Regions from separate parts of the Mus musculus genome. Here region 1 is linked to region 2. A link is a loop called in an ENCODE intact Hi-C map of the cell type or tissue named here. Cell type or tissue: heart. All regions are shown on one strand. Each heading gives the region's core, and the rest is flanking DNA. Links, peaks and the distances in the headings are about the cores only.

What was found. Hi-C counts contacts between places; a loop is a spot of excess contacts. Peaks named below come from ENCODE experiments on the same cell type or tissue, not always from the same donor. Only the 100,000 strongest peaks of a DNase experiment are listed, where the experiment ranks them.
Region 1: it touches region 2 in a loop (4-fold over the local background); 4 of 42 quality-filtered maps call a loop at or near these places.

Annotation. Positions count from the first base shown.
Region 1 is chr9:96,194,264-96,198,651 of GRCm38, reverse strand. It overlaps Tfdp2 (transcription factor Dp 2), which reads right to left and starts at 2,377. Exons shown (of 13, transcript NM_001184706.1): 1 at 2,092-2,377. In heart, for the core only: CTCF peaks have their summits at 1,618 and 2,583 (motif pointing left); DNase peaks (open chromatin) are centred at 681, 1,601 and 2,511; H3K4me3 peaks cover 2,528 bases; H3K27ac peaks cover 1,990 bases.
Region 2 is chr9:96,116,938-96,121,291 of GRCm38, reverse strand. It overlaps Gk5 (glycerol kinase 5 (putative)), which reads right to left and starts at 1,863. Exons shown (of 16, transcript NM_001368879.1): 1 at 1,680-1,863. The coding sequence starts at 1,841. In heart, for the core only: no CTCF peak of the experiment used is centred there; a DNase peak (open chromatin) is centred at 1,971; H3K4me3 peaks cover 1,818 bases; H3K27ac peaks cover 1,370 bases.

The sequences.
Region 1 (4,388 bases), core at 145-4,144, 77 kb before region 2:
TAGTTTTGGGGGGAGGTGTAGGGGGTTGTTTGTTTGGAGGAGGGCACAGGTGTGGAACAGTCAGAGGATAACGTTCAGGATGAGCTCTGTCCATCCACACTGTGGATCCCTGAGACAGACAGAGATAAGGTCAGCAGACTTGGAGACAAGCACCTTTACCCACCGAACCATCTCGCCAGCCCCAATTTATAGTTAATCATCTTTAAAACCCTTACAACCCCCAATCTAGTTTCTTCTGAGGGCCATCATGACACATACCAAAGTAAACCTAAAAGATGAAGAAAGGAGTGCACAGCCTATTTCAAAGTGAGGTCTTGTTACTGCTGTTTTATATTTCCGGGGCTGGGCGTCAATCTAGGTTTAGGTAATTACCCTACCACTGCGCTATTGATGCCCCAGCCCTCAAACCGTACTGGAGGTCAGTTAAGAATTTTGGCTGCAAGGGTAAAACCTGCACACGGCAAGGACTACATATTCGCAAGGGGCGAGGGAAGGGAATTACGGCCACAAAATAGTAATATGAATAACTAAAACTACTTTACTATGCCTGGAATTAAGGCAACAGAAGGGTTTACTAAGTCTCGGGACTTTCTTAACAAATGTTAAGTGCTGCATTCCTGACTCTGCAACCACATGCCAGCACTGGCTACTGACACCATATCTGCCATAACACTAAACTAGTTCCAAGGCACAAGATGTTCTAAAACTAACTCTGCCCAGAGCCAGTACACAAGCGTGACAGAACCTGGGGTCTGGCCGGCGCCTTTATCTCCTGATGCAATTTGAGAATGGACACTTACATGAATTCCAGCAATGGGATAGTGGTAAAGCCTTAGTAAATCGTAAGATAATCAGTGACTGGAAGAGGCAAGATGCAAAACAAACATTTTATACTCAACTTTGAATTCTGCCACAGTGGAAAAGAGGCTAATGACTTAAACCATACTGCCTAGTTACGATGACTTCAAACCATTAGGAGAACAGAAAACAAATGACCCAGAAAAATTCTAAGTCAAATGAAACACAGCAGCTGGCTCTGTAGAGGGGTGTTTTCTAACCTGTGGGTCATGACCCCTTTCTAAAGGGAGTCGTTCTTGCCTAAGACCATCGGAAAACCTAAATATTTACATTGCAATTCATAACAGTAGCAAAATTACAGTTATGAAGTAGCAACAAAATGCTTTTATGGTTGGGGTCAGGTCACAGCATTAGGAAGGTTGAGAACTGCTGGCCTAGAGGAGGCAGGATAAGGGGTTGGAGCCCCTTGAGATGAAAGGAGGAAAGACAGAAGTCGCCAAAGGCTCAAAGGTACTTTCAACGAATGCTATGGAAAAAGAATGCAAAGTAAACATTTTGCTAGGCCAGGCTACAAGCCTGGTAACGATTTCAGCCGAAAAGGTGAAACAACATGGGGTCCAGAGTCTCCTCCAGCATCCAGGGTTACGTTATGCATTTAGTAGAAGTGAGCTTTGTTTCAAGTGCATTCCGGAGATTAGCCCTTTTCTCTCTCCCAACACCCTCCCCGTCCTCGCATAGGCAGATGTGGCTCACAGATGAACAAACTGAGCCCACACAAAGCACCGGAACACGGGCGAGTGAGTGTCCACGCACTTCACTGTGCCACCTCTCGGCGGAGCCCACAGTCACTTTCCCGCTGCTCTGTGCACAGCAACCAGGGCCTTGTGCAGAATTCCTCCCAGAACTTGGGCCGAGAAAGTAACCTCTACTTGAAAGGAAAAGTTCTCTTGGGGGAACCTGGGGGTCTTCCAGGTAGGGAGAGCTTTGGAACTCTGCAAAAGCACCCCGCAGAAACAGACTGGAGGATGGTGGATCACGAAGGGAGGAGGGAAAGTCAGAAGATCTGAGTGAGAAGCCCAAGTCAGCCCTTGCCCTTCCTGATCCCGGGTGATGGCGAGCCCGCGGGCTCCGGAGCCTCATCAGGTATTCCAGGGTTGCTTGGCCCCGCTGCAGAGAAATCCTGAGGACAAGCTGAGACTCCCGGGACAGGGCAGGGGAGAGCCGGCCGGCGGGGGGCCACGCCCGGTCCAAAGGCCCCTGGCGCGCAGGCCCGCGCCCTTTCCGGGACCTTACCGCAGCTTGGTGCAGAGGGGCCGCCGCCGGTCCACACAGCCCTCGGCCCACTCCCGGGGAGACGCTTCTTCGCGAGCCGCCGCTCCTCAGGCAGAGCCAGGTCCGCTCGGAGCAAGCTCCCGGCCGCGCAGCCGCGGTCTTCGCGCGCGTCGGAAGCCTGCAGTGCAGGAAGGGTCAAGGCGCGCCCCGCGTGCCAGGCAGCGACGGCCGCACAGCCCAGCGCGCCCGACGCCGTCCGCCCTCAGCGACACGGCCGCGGCGGCGCCGCTTCCCCCGCGCTCGCTTTGGCGGCGGAGCAGCACGGTGAGCGCCGATTGGCCCTCGGCTGGCATGACGCGCGCCGACGCTCTCCACGGATTGGCCGGGCCGCAGTGCGTGTAGGGAGTAAACAAAACCCGCCCCCAGGCTCGCCCCCAGGGCCAGAGGCGGAGGTGGGCGGCGGGCTTGCGGGAGCCTGCCCTGGTCTTTTGACCTCCAAAGCCACTCTCCGCTAGGGGCCGCCCTGAGGCTCTGCCTGCCGCTGGACCCCTGCCACCTAGAGGGCAGCCAGGCTCGCCCTTCCCCCTCCACCACATCAGCCCCTCTCCTCACCTCCACCCACCACCTCGCTTCTCTCAGCTCTAAAGTATGGTTCTCTTTTCCATCCCATCTCTCGGAAAGAAACCGGAACTAGGTCCTTACATCTGGACCATAGACCTCTGATGGGCCACTGCTCCAGGAACACTCGGAAGGCAGAGGGATAAGTGACCCTGAGGCCACACGTGGACCACTGTGGAGGTTGGTCATGCTTCAATTCCTGGGAAAGTGTAGCAATAAATTAAGGCCAGATGCCTTAATTTCGAAGTTGAACCGAAAAAGTTGGAGGCACACACTCTCAAATACCCAGTCATTTATTAAGAAATTCAGGTTGGCTTAGTGGCTCATGTCTTTAACCCCAGCACTCCTGAGGCAGACACTAGCATATCTCTTTAAGTCTAAGGCCAGCCTAGTCAACACAGTGAGTTCTGAGCCAGCCAGGGCTAGACACTTTGACCCTGCCCCCACCCCTCCAAAAAAAGGTGTTTCCCCCTTTCAAGTGCATGGATCCTGTATGAACTGTAGCTAATGTGGACGTTTGGAAGTAAGATAAGAAAATCCGACTTTAAAATACTTTGATCTTTTTCATTTTAATTTCCTCATAGCTCTATGAGCCAAATACTATTTATGATGCTAGGGCTGTGTGTACAAAAGAGACAAAAATTCTTGGCATAATTGAGCTTATGTTCCAGTGAGGTAGGAAAGATGCTTCTTAAAGTTCTTTAAAAAAAAATTCAGTGGTGTGATAAGGGAAACAACTCTGAGAGGGGGCTATTGATGTAAATACCAGCCCCAGAGTGTCAGCTCATGGTCTGGGTGGCAGAGTCGGGAGTTTAGACCAACTGAGTCTACATGAGATCCTTTCTCAAAAACATTAGATAGATAGATAGATAGATAGATAGATAGATAGATAGATAACAGTGAGATCCTTTCTCAAAAAATGATGATGTACATAGGTAGAAACTAAGGCAAGCAGACAGAAAAAATGCATAATGAGGTGAGGAAGCCAAGAGCAAACACCCTTGGCTTTCTCTTTGGAAGATTTGGAGACTATTTCTAGACAATTGTTATGGGTAAAATCCCAAAATTCCAAACATACAGTAATCCAAAAGTCTCAACTGAATGATTGCCTTTTGCACTGACAAGTGAATGTGGATTTATTTAATTTCCGCAGGAAACGTTGTTAAGGTATTGTGTTAAGCTTATTTAATAAATACTTAGCATGCTAGGTAATCGTGGTGAGCACCGTTAGTCCCAGCACTTGGGAAGCAGAGGTAGGTAGACCTCTGAGTTTCAGGCCAACCTAGCCTACAAAGTGGGTTCCAGGACAGCCAAGGATACACAGAGAAGCCCTGTCTCAAAACAAACAAACAAACAAACAAATTAGCAATCCTAGCATTAAGGATAAAAAGTCAGCATGACAGAAATAAGTCTTTACTTCAATCCAGTAGTGAAAAATTATGAAGCCCCTCAACATGTGTAGCCACAAGAGAGGCTGGCACATTAAATGTTTGGGTTAATGTGGAGAAAGGAATGCCCAAAATCTCATTACTTGTCAACTAAACACTACATGCCCATGCTAGAATGGGGTGGGGGTGGGGATATAAAAGTGTAGAGATCAAAGGACAACTTGCAGGAATTGATGCTTGTCTTCTACTGTGTGGGTCTTGAGGATTAACATAATGTTTTCAGGTTTGGAAACAAACGGCTTTACCCTCTGA
Region 2 (4,354 bases), core at 1-4,000:
ATGCTTAGCATCCCAAAGACAGTGTTCTTCCCATCAGTTCCCAGGCATCGTCTCCACAGTTCTTTACATAGCCAGAGCTCCATCGGTAGACCAGGCAGGCTGGCCTTGAACTCAGAGACCCATCTGCCTCTATCTCCCAGGCCCTGGAATTAAAGGTATGTACCACCAAACCCCAATACTTTCTAAAAATCAAATTTCCTTAAATTGTGCAACAACTATGCAGCTGTATTGCCTACCAACTTCTTAAAAATTTATCAAATTTCATATTTACTTCAGGGTAGGGAGCACACTTGTGCCAGTTTAAAGTGCCGAGGACAGAGGGCAACCTATGCTCTCCTTTCTCCCTGTCCATCTCAGGGATCCAAGCTTAGGAGGGAGGACTGGGAAGTCCTCTTTACCTGCTGAGCCATCTCCTTCCTGAACCAAACTCTCATTCCTTAATTAAAAAAAAAAAATTTAAAATGCACCGTTTCAGCAAAAGTACTTTGTGACTAGAATTGTAAGAAAAACTAAGAAGTATCGTTGTGTTTGTGATAAAGACTTGCAATACGACAAGAGCTCAGTATGTGCCTTAGACCTGTCCTTAAAGGTTGGGACAGGGATGGACTGAGTGGGTGGGCAGTGTTCCGACACAGCTGGCCAGAGAGAGAGCGAGCAGCGCAGTTGCTGCAACTCACCTCCTAGCTCAGATCCCTGAAGGGAACGTCTAGTCTATTTCCTCAAAGTAAATTCTTAAGGCAGTCACTACTTAACTTTTACCCTAGTCGATGTAGGATAGCACAGGGAAAAAAGGGGGGAGCCCAGTGCTGTAAGGAAGAAGTTAAATGGCTCTCATATCCCTTCGCTAATATTTTAAACATTAGAAAATGCTAGTATTTAAAGGAGTAAATAAGAACACTACACTCAATCAACTGCATTGACCACTGTATAGAAATTAGCGCTTTATTAAAATGGGGGTTGGCTGTTAACTAGTATCATCTGAGGTTTAAGGCTTTGCTAACAAAGACCAACCAATGCTTTGGCAGGCTTCTCAAGCCAGAAGATACTTTTTAATGAATTCTCAAAGATGGAAAGAAATAAGGATAACAAAGCTTTCAAAATGTGCTCAGTGTCTCCAATATCCATGGAAGTTAAATGTTAATGTGAGGACCTAGCACTTTTACGAACGCAACCAGTAAGGTGGCTTGGCGGTAAAAGTACTTCTGCCAAGCCTGAAGACCTGAGTTCAATCCTAGGGACCGGGCCAACATGGTGGAAGGAGAAAACCGATGCCCAAGAAAGTTGTCCTCTGACTCCTAAATGTGTGCCATATAGCACGCGAGCACACACAGATACACAAATAATAAATGCAACGAATTGTTTAAATAACACAACCGAAAAAAAAAAACCCACAGTTTTATATTCCATCAAAATCTGAAGAGCTAAAAGGCATAAAAGGTCGACGAGGAAGTGCAGAAAAACCACGCAAATCACTAACCACCTTCTGTCCACATATACACAATCTGCCCGCGCTGCCCCGAGAGTCACCTCGGTTCCACCCAGGTAAAGCTAGAGCGCTGAGTCCCGCGGGACAGGAAGCGAGAGACAGACACCGGGCCACGCCGGCCCGAGCCCCCCAGAGGTGCAGGAAGAGCTAGGGTGCAGTCAGATCCCGAGACCCTCCCGCCGCGCCTAGTCACCTTCTGCGCGCTGGAGCCTCGCACTCGCGCCGTCTGGTCATAGACGTGGCAGCGGATCACCGTGCTGCCCACGTCCAGCCCCAGCACGAAGCGGGAGGGCGGCGAGGCCGACGCGCTCAGTTCCTCTCGCTGCCGCTCTGCACGCTCCTGCTGCCCTGACATCGCGACCCCGAACACTGCAGTCGCCACGGGCCGGCCAGCGCGGAGCTATAAACGCCAGACCCCGGGCGGAGAGCTCGCGGCCCCGCCCCTCCTACACCGCGCCCTGTCCCGCCCCTCGACGAGTTAGGCTCCGCCCCTTCACAAGACCCCGCCCCGCCTCGTTCAGCCCCTTCGGGAAGCCTTGCTACCCCACGCTCCGCCCCTAGCACCGTGACGTCAGGGCAGCGCGCCGAGCAGCTCGTGGGAATTTGGCAAAGATGGCGTTTACCGCAGCGCTGTACTGGATGTCACCGTTCAGCGACCGTTACTTTGAAACTTTTTAGTTCCCTTCTAGCCCAGATTACTTTTTTACGAATATCTGTTAGGAAAAATCAAGTGAGATGAAAAAATTTTAAACTTTTTTTCATGTTCACTTAGTTTTTTGCCTGTATTTATGTGTGTGAGCCACATGTGCCTGATGCATGTAGAAGTCAGAAGAGGACCTCCGACGATTGCAAGCTTCCATGTAGGCAATGATAACCAAACCCCGGTCTTCAGCAAGAGCAACTAGTGCTCTTAACCAGTGAGCCATCTTTCCAGTCCGTGGGAAGACATTCAAAAGTATAGGAGGTTCCTCATGAAGTCTTCCCAGAAAAGCTTGCATGTATTACACAACGATGAATAGATGTCCAAGTTTTGTATGGCACTAAAGGGCCTTTGCCGCGACACAAAGTTTAAATTTCGTGAGAATGTTTTGTGGGTAGCTTATCAGCTTAAAGGAATATTTTCTTGTTTATATTACTCTGTTAGCCTACTTGCTTCCCAGAGATTTGCCAAGTTGGATTTGGGTTGTCACTTGAAGCTTGACTGTGAACACCATATTTATTTTTGTTTGTTTGTGGCTTCTCTTAATAGTCTGTCTCTACACAGCAATGCCTATTTGCACCATCTGGCACAGGTCTGCCCTATATCGTTGGTGACCAATTGGTCATGCATGAATGTGTGTGTGTGTGAGAGAGAGAGAAAGAGAGAGAGAGAGAGACTTTCCAGCGTTGTATGCATGACTAATAGTCCTATGCTGTCCGATTCTCTTGAGAAACTGAAACTGTACAAATACCAGAGGGAAGGCAGAGCCAGAACCTGAGAGCCACAACTGAAGTTTGACCTTGTTCCTCAAGGCAATCTCTTACTAGGACCAAAGGCTCCCTAGGATTCTATATGCTCTTGTCGTGAATAGGCACCAAACTCTGGTCCTCATGTTTGACTGGCAAGCACATTACCTACGGAGCTATCTCTCCCAGTTCCTGAGGGAAAGAAACTTTAAAGAATTGGTTGTAGGTCCAGGCAAGCTTAGAAACTTGTAGGGCCTGCTGGCAGCCTGGAAAAGAAGGCACACTTCCATGCTTACAGTTTTGATTTCCTCCTTCCCGAAGCTTGCCTTTGCCCTTTTCCAAAGCTTGCCTGGTGTTCAACTAATCGGGGGAAGCTCAGTCATGTGTGTGTGTGTGTGTGTGTGTGTGTGTGTGTGTGTGTGATATCTTTACTGGGGATACAGATTTAAATGTCAATCACATCTAAACTACACCTCCCACAGCAATGTACAAGTAACCTAGTCAAGCTTATTCATACAGTTAGCCATTAGTTTCCCTGCTTACAACTAAGAAAAGTTCAGTGTAGGCAGTGTTAACAGTTGGTGTACTTCTCACAGAGGTATTTCTTGGGGGTTTTATACTCTGCGACTTTGTGATCATTTTCGTAAGGTCAAACATCAGCAGTTTCTAAAGTGTGAAAGAGCAGATCTTAAAAAATACTTAGTCTAGAGTTTTTAAAAAGTTTCTCATTTTTGTTTTATTTCTCTTGAGACAGAGTCTGAGTGTACCAGAGGCTGGCCTAGAACTCAAGCCACTCCTCCTGACTTCGCCTCACATTGGAATTATAGCAATGCGCCAACAGGTCAAGCACAGTTTTCCAATTTCAAACAAATTTGAAACCTTGACAAATGCTGTCACCTGAAGAAAACTTGTTTTTTTGCTTGTTTGTTTGTTTTTTAGAATATCATTTATTCTTTGTTAACCTCATAAATACATACAATGTATCTTTTAAAACATTCTTAAGTGTATGAATGTTTTGCCTGTATGTATATATGTACATCACATGTGTGCCTGGTGCTCTGGGAGGTCAGACGAGGGCATCAAAGCCTCTGGGACTGGAGTTATAGATGGTTGTCAACTGCCATGGGAGTGCTGGGAATAGAACCCAGGACCTCTGCACAGGCAATAAGGACTCTTAGCCTCTGAGCCAACTCTCCACCTCCAACAATTTATCTTGGTCGTATTCACCCTCAATCTTCCCTTCCTACTTCCCCTGGACACCTTGAAACATGTCCCCACTGCCCTCCCCAACCCAGTGGGTCCAATCCAATTAGTGCTGCCGCTGGACTATTAACTTGATGTTGTGCAAGTCAATCGCCAGCCGCAGTGAGGTCATAGGGGCAAAAGCCATGCCAGGTCCAAGAGGCAGCATTTCACAGCACG